Linked DNA regions of Homo sapiens: all the other regions are linked to region 1. A link is an interaction called in ENCODE POLR2A ChIA-PET data of the cell type or tissue named here. Cell type or tissue: OCI-LY7. All regions are shown on one strand. Region 1 overlaps SLC35E3 (solute carrier family 35 member E3). Region 2 overlaps RAP1B (RAP1B, member of RAS oncogene family). Region 3 overlaps MDM2 (MDM2 proto-oncogene).

Region 1 (2,500 bases):
GTTGTTTCTCTTATACTGCTGGAGACATTAAAAGGAGTTAAAAGACAAGTGACCAGCTATTAGCTTGAGTTGTAGAAAGATGGTTGACTCATTCATTCGTTCAGCAGACATCTTTTCTGCATTATGTTCACCCTTGAGGATACAAAGATGAAAAGCAGCTACAGTCCAGCAGTGTAGAAACACAAAGAGACAGCTGGTCACAGTAGCATATGTACCCCAAGGTAGGAGGAAAATTCTGAGGAACACCAAGGAGGAAGTGGCAGCTCTTAAAGAGGGGCGGTGAGGTAAGACTTTACGGAAAAGTTAACAATTTAAATTGAAGGGCACACAGAAATGAGCTCAGCAGGGAAGGACAGCTGGTCTTTTCCTTGCAGTGTGTGTGAAAGTCTGGAGCATTTTTGGAGAACTTGATTTGTTTGGTGAGGCTAGGCAGTAGGTGCATTGTGAGAAGACAAGGCTGAGGAGTGGGTGATACCAGATGTCAGGGTCGTGAAGCCATGCTAAGGAAGTATATCTTTATTGAGCACGCACCAGGAGAGGAGTTCAGACAGGGACTGACTTGATCATTCCCCTGTCTTTAGAAAAGTAACTGATGGCAATGAAGGGTGGGTAAGAGGGAAGGAAGGGTAAAAGGCAGAGCAGTCAGGAACCTACCTGTACTTCACAGGACAGGCAGGAAGGGCCTGGGCTAGGGCGGTGGGAATGGACAGGGAAAGGTTAAAAGGCACTCCAGGGGCGTTTTGGGGAACATAGGAGAACCTGACTGAATGTGAGAGAGAGGAAAGTAAGGCTCTGATCCCTGAGGGAGATTATATCATCAATTATTGGAAACACACAAGAGGAGCCCATTTGTAGAAAAAAGGCACCAGTTGATTTTAAACAAGTTCCTGCAGATTATATAAGTAGAGATGGCCAGGAGACTGGCCAATATAAGGTTAAGGATGCTCAAGCGATGAGGGAAGAGCAGTAGATCTCAGCAAATAGTAAAAGACATCAGTCAGGGCGATGAAAGAGGAAGGCAGGCATCTGCCTTAAAAACTGTTAAGTGCAGGAGGCAGTGAGGGAGGAGTACAAACCAGAGGGTAGTTCTTCCAAGCAAAACTTGCAGGTTCTGCAAAGAGGGCTCGCAGGAAGGGCCACAGGGAGTCTGGACATGTCCATGGAGATCATAGTGCCCTTAGGAGAGCATTAGAGGGGTGGTGGCAGGAGCCAGGCTGTGCTGCATTGAGGGACAGTGGAGGCCTGAGAGCCCCTGCTGTTCCAGGCAGTCCTGTGGCGAAGACACGCGGCTGCCTGAAGAGGCTGCAAAAGGAAAGGCAGGTGAGCACACACCCTCTGTATCCGTTTTTGCTTGCTGCTGTGCCCCAAGGAGCAGGCAGCAGAAGAATCAGTTCTTTGTCCTTCATATTCACAGAGGACTCTTAGTTAAAGCTGGCAGGAGTATGGTTCAAATTCCCTGCTCTTCTATTTTTGTCTTGATGGATTTCTATAGACTTAGAGTTTATGTAACAAGATACCCAGACCTACAGGAACAAGAAGTATGTAGAAGTCATTCAAAAGCCTAGCTGTTCTTGCCAGATCTGATCCAAACAGTCCTGTTAAATCTTCTTCAAAGCCTTTTTTTCAGTTATATTTGTGAAGTATTTTGTGGACGAATGGGATTTGAGGTCTTGAGATGTTGTTTCTACTGAATGGTATGGTATTTTAGGGTTAGTGATTATCCAGTGTATCTAGGTGTATTGGTGGGGGATGAGGAATAGTATCCACAGAAAAGTCATCCAGAGAGAGGAAAATCTCTTCTACCATTGATTGGGTTTTCCAAAGCAACTGACGAGACCACATACCTTTTCAAGCCACACACATTGGCAACCATCTCTAACCTGCCCCCATGCCCCATTGTCATCGTGTCCCCCCAACCTCTGTCTTTGTTTTTTTTTTTTTTTAGACAGAGTCTCACTCTATCACTGAGGCTGGAGTGCAGTGGCGCGATCTCAGCTCACTGCAACCTCCGCCTCCTTGGTTCAAGCGATTCTCCTGCTCAGCGTCCCGAGTAGCTGGGACCACAGGCGCCCGCCACCACGCCCAGCTAATTGTATTTTTAGTAGAGATAGGGTTTCACCATGTTGGCCAGGCTGGTCTCGGACTCCTGACCTCAGGTTATCTGCCTGCCTTGGCCTCCCAAAGTACTGGGATTACAGGTGTCAGCCACTGCTCCTGGCCCCGGTCTTCCATTTTTTAAATTTTGCCATTTTTAGAAAGAAATGAAGTCCAACACTGCATCTGTATTCCTAATCACCTGAATTTCTATTTCTCCCTTATTTTCCCAAGATCTTTTATCCTTGTAGGCCCTTATATGCATTTATTTTTCCCTATTTACTAGGATCAGGTAGAAGGAAATAGAGGACTTTTCTCCTCCTTCTAAGAATTGAGAAGAAGCTAGATTATCAGAAATTAAATTTATAGAGCTATTTTCATCCATGGTGCTTAAAGGGCATTCATA
Region 2 (2,500 bases), 110 kb before region 1:
TGAGATTCCAGGCATGAGCCACCACACCCGGCCTGTCCCTACTTTTTTTAATGCCAAGATTTGTGTATTTCATCTTCAGTTGGGATTCATGGCATCTGTCAATAATTGATGTGAACTTAAATGGCAATTTACCTATAAAAAGATAACTTACTACTCTTCTTTTAAAAGTCTATATACTTCTGTCATTTGCTGGAAATGAATTATTAGTCTTTATTCAGCAAACATTTATAGACCAAATAGTGGGTACCAAAATAAGTACTACCCTGCAGCTGCTTGATGATGGTAATAACTAACATGTAAATCTTTAATAAACAGTGTACATTCTTAATCTGTCCATCAACTCGGTACAGTCAGTATTGTTGTCCGTATTTCACAGATTAAGACACCAGCCTAGAGGCCGAGTGCAGTGGCTCACGCCTGTAATCCCAGCACTTTGGGAGGCCCAGGCGGGTGGATCACCTTAGGTCAGGAGTTTAGGATAAGCCTGGCCATCATGGTGAAACCCCACCTCTACTAAAAATATAAAATTAGCCAGGTGTGGTGGCACGCACCTGTAATCCCAGCTGCTCGGGAGGCTGAGAGAGGAGAATCAGTTGAACCAGGGAGGCTGAGGTTGCAGTGAGCTGAGATCACACACCACTGCACTCCAGCCTGGGTGACAAGAGTAAAACTCCATCTCAAAAAAAAAAAAAAAAAAAAAAAAAAAAACAAGATGCCAGCCTAGAAATAAATGACCACCCCCCTGGTAAATTACGTAGCTAGTTTTGGTCTCCTTATTTCCAGATTTCATGTTTTATCACCCTGAGCTCCAAAGATGATACAGTATTTACTTTTAAGTGTATAAGGAAAAACTGAGTTTGGGCCTCAAACCAGCCCCAGGATTTCTTTATTTACCAATTATGAACTAGCCTCACTCAGTTCAGGAAGTCTCTTAAAATGTCAGTTATTTGGTTTCATCTTCTTAAAATGTAGAATTGCTTTATGTTATTTAAATATGGGTCCTTTTTTTTAATGAGTTAATTTGTTTGCTTTTCAAGATAATTTTGGATTCAAAGTTTTTAAGGTAACCTGGGATGCAAATTTTGCTAACTGGATTAATACAAATTTAAGTTTTTAAAATTCCATTGTTCAACTGTGTTTTATCCTGGATAGGATTAAAGCAGTCTTTAAAGGTAATCTGTTGTTGGCTTTAATGTTTTATAGTACAGTCTGGTGACACTTGGCTCACTAGTCCACATTTTTTGTATATTTGGTATATAGATTTTTTCCTTGGTAGTCACTTGTTTTTAACTTCTTTTTATATTTTACTTCCCAGTCTTAATCTCTGTAACCAATTTGTATAATCCCTTATACAGTTAGTCTCTTTATTTGTGGTATTATTTGAAGAGAAGTGTGTTTCCTGAGAGAGGATGTCATGTCCGTGCCCTAATTTTTAGTTACATGGCTTTTATTTGCATAAATAGCATGCGAGAAGGTAAAGGAAAATGTGGTTGCATCTTGTCCTGGTTGAGTGCCCACTAGTCTTAATGGATTTTCCCAGTTGTGCATACTTTAGGAGTAAGGATGTTGTCTTACGTTTATTTTCACTCCTTTTTAAAATGTGTATTGTTTTTGAAAGATAATGACTCCAAAATATCTATAATATCAAACAACCATTATGAAGTTAGAGAAATAATATTTAGATTATATTAAATTTTATTACCAGTGCAATTTATTTTTTTATAGTAATTAAGGAATCTAACTTTTTTTTGTTTTTTGAGACAGAGTCTCACTCTGTATGCCTAAGCTGGAGTGCAGTGGCGCAATCTTGGCTCACTGCAGCCTCGGCCTTCCAGGTTCAAATGATTCTCCTGCCTCAGCCTCCTGAGCACCTGGGATTACAGGCATGCACCACCAAACCCGACTGATTTTTGTATTTTTTAGTATAGACGGGGTTTCACCATGTTGGCCAGCTAGTGTCGAATTCCTCACTTCAAGTGATCTGCCTGCCTCGGCCCCGCAAAGTGCTGGGATTACAGACATGAGTCACCACGCCCAACCTAAGATGCTTTTAAAATTCCATTTATGTTTAATTCTTCAAAGTCTGGTACATGTAACATTATTATAACAAAACATTTTATAATTGAAAGGGACTTTAGGGATCTAGTCGAGAAGTCAAAAACTGCTGGACCAGGGTTCAGAGCTCTTATCTCTCAAATTGATTTTGTTGGTTTATACAATATTCATAATTTTTAGAATTCAAATGACTTTACCCGTAAAGCATTCACTCCCTACTTGACCACAGTCTATGTTATTACCTAATAAGACCTTAACTGCTTCAAGCGTTTACATGGTTACCTGGCTGATGTAAGTCATCTGAGTGTTCAGTATTTCCCCTTTCCCTCATTCCATCTTTTTGTAGACAAGGAATCTGGAAACCAAGAATTAAGTGATTTATCTCAAAATATACGACTTTTTAAATAGAGCTTCTTAAATTCAAAGTTAATGTTACTTTCTACAG
Region 3 (2,500 bases), 63 kb after region 1:
CCAAAGTGCTGGGATTACAGACCTGAGCCACTGCACCTGGCTTCCATTACAGATTTTTACTTTGAATTATTTTATCTAATTTGAAGCTAATATAGCATATAATAAAAATTCAGGAGAAAAAAGGTTATTTTTAAATCTTTTTTGAGAGAGTCCATTCTTTAGCCTGAAAGTAAAGTGCATATGTAAGCACAGTTAAAAAAAAAAAAAGTGATCAGAAAAATTAATAATTCAATTCTATATGTATTTTAAATTTTTCAATTGTTAAATAATATTTGTTTTATTGATTAGCTGGAAATAGGCAATTTTTAAAAATCTGTTTTTAAGGCATCCCCAATGGGGGTGCTGTCAGATTTTAAAGTTAGACAGAGGACCGGGGCATATTAAAGAGAGGTGCAGAGGTACCAGTTTGTGTGGTAGTGGCAAGCTGTAAAGATACTTGAGTTTTGCAGATTTTGATAAACCAAAAGGAAGGGAGAAAGTGCATAGTATATTACATTCCCCTCCCCCATGACAATTATTTTTCTCAAGACCATTTGTAAAACCTCTAGATAAGGGGCAGGCAAATGTTAGCCTGTCAGCCAACTTTGGCCTGTTACCTGTTTTTGTTTTAGTTTTTAAATTTTTTTTGTAGAGGTGGAGTCTCTCAGTGTGGCCCAGGCTGGTCTTGAACACCTAGCCTCAAGCAAACCTCTAGCACTGTCTCCCAAAGTGCTGGGGTTATAGGCAAGAGCCACCTCTCCCAGCCAGCTGCCTTTCTTTCTGTAAGGAAAATTTTACTGGAATGCAACCATGCCCGTTGGTTTACATAGTAGCCATGCTTTTTACTTGGATAGAACCATTTGTATGAAAAGCTTAAAATACTTACAGTCTGGCTCTTTACAGAAAAAAATTGACCCCTAATCTAGTTGGCAGGCTCCTTGCATACAGGTCATATGTCTTATTTGTAATTTCTTTTGCAGTACCTACCACTGTCCAGTGCATAGTAGAAGCTCAATAAATGTTTGTCAAGTAGATATTTGAAATGTAGACTAACTAAGAGGCAGCATGATATAGTAGGAAGAAAATGCTGAGTTGTAGTTGAGGGACCTGGGTTGTTATCTCTGATCTGTTCTTAATTACCCTTGTCAGCTTGGGTTAGTTAGTTAGGTTCTCTAGCCTTCAGGAACCTAATCTTTAGAAAGAGAAGATTGATAACAGGACCCACTCTAAAGATTTATTCATTTCTCTTTGATTCTCTAAGTTAGCTTGCAATAAGCTCGTTGGATCAGTACGGTAAGCTCATTGGATCTCAGTAATTTATGGTTGTTTGTAAGGCAGTAAGCAGGTAATATAAATAGCTGAAGGAAAAAGTAATCTTTGCTCTTTTGGATTGGATACTGTCTGTGATCACAACTGATACTTGATGATTCCATGATACTTGCATAATGATTAGATCCTCCCCAGCATTTTTTCCAAATCCCCTTTATTGAACTTGATGGATATGTTTGCTGCAGGGCCTATAGTTCTGGGATAATTTTGGAAGTATAATAGCAGTTCTTTTCTCTTTATAGGTTAGACCAAAGCCATTGCTTTTGAAGTTATTAAAGTCTGTTGGTGCACAAAAAGACACTTATACTATGAAAGAGGTAAGCTGAATCAAGAGATAAGTAGTATCTCACTAGTTACATGTAGCCATACTTAAAGTTTTCAAGACCATGTGGAGAAATTGGCCATATAGAAGGATTTTTCATTAAGCAGCAACATTTAATTTTGTGGTCGTTTGGACTATATTTTAAAGCTGAAAATTCTAATTATACTCGAGTTTCATTTCTCAGCTAGGAACTCAGATAAATGGAAGCCCCGTAAGGGTGCTTGACCATTTTATGCTGTCAACCCTTTGGTAGACTCCTTCCCAGAATCATGTTTTTAAATGTATGAAATAAAATGTATAGAATTACAAAGGAAACATACTAAAATACGGTTACCAAAATAGTAAACTAGTTTGTGATATGTGTGCTTTTGTTATTAACATAATAAATACTAAGATTTAGAAGAAGATATAATAAATATAATGTTTTTTTGTTTTTTGAGACGAAGTCTCGCTCTGTCACCCAAGCTGGAGTGCAGTGGCACGATCTCAGCTCACTGCAACCTCCGCCTCCTAGATTCAAGCCCTTCTTCTGCCTTACCCTTCCAAGTAGCTGGGATTATAGGCACCTGCCACCACGCCTGGCTAATTTTTTGTCTTTTTAGTAGAGATGGGGTTTCTCCATGTTGGCCAGGCTGGTCTTGAACTCCTAGTCTCAGGTGATCCACTTGCCTTGGCCTCCCAAAATGCTGGGATTATAGGCATGAGCCACCATGCCTGGCCAATAAATATTATCTTGATATAGTGAGGAATATAAGTCATATTTTGAAATGTTTGCCATAAGTACAGTATGATAGGAAAACACCTCTGATTTTTGTTGGTGATGAAATCACAGGTATTAATACTGTTGTGATTTGTTGCCTACATTTATAA

Evidence for each region. Peaks named below come from ENCODE experiments on the same cell type or tissue, not always from the same donor. Only the 100,000 strongest peaks of a DNase experiment are listed, where the experiment ranks them.
Region 2: POLR2A ChIA-PET joins it to region 1 with 8 read pairs; 4 of 35 experiments call an interaction of 5 or more read pairs at or near these places.
Region 3: POLR2A ChIA-PET joins it to region 1 with 5 read pairs; 29 of 35 experiments call an interaction of 5 or more read pairs at or near these places.

What each region holds. Positions count from the first base shown.
Region 1 is chr12:68,749,374-68,751,873 of GRCh38, forward strand. All of the region lies in intron 2 of SLC35E3 (solute carrier family 35 member E3), which reads left to right. Among named protein-coding and RNA genes, the nearest start is that of SLC35E3, 4.4 kb to the left of the region's middle. In OCI-LY7, no CTCF peak of the experiment used is centred here; a DNase peak (open chromatin) is centred at 1,318; H3K4me3 peaks cover 1,055 bases; H3K27ac peaks cover 1,677 bases.
Region 2 is chr12:68,636,921-68,639,420 of GRCh38, forward strand. The region is part of intron 1 of RAP1B (RAP1B, member of RAS oncogene family); the gene reads left to right. Among named protein-coding and RNA genes, the nearest start is that of SNORA70G, 11 kb to the left of the region's middle. In OCI-LY7, no CTCF peak of the experiment used is centred here; a DNase peak (open chromatin) is centred at 1,471; H3K4me3 peaks cover 889 bases; H3K27ac peaks cover 2,500 bases.
Region 3 is chr12:68,812,004-68,814,503 of GRCh38, forward strand. It overlaps MDM2 (MDM2 proto-oncogene), which reads left to right. Exons shown (of 11, transcript NM_002392.6): 3 at 1,551-1,625. Among named protein-coding and RNA genes, the nearest start is that of MDM2, 5.1 kb to the left of the region's middle. In OCI-LY7, no CTCF peak of the experiment used is centred here; no DNase peak of the experiment used is centred here; H3K4me3 peaks cover 1,754 bases; H3K27ac peaks cover 1,772 bases.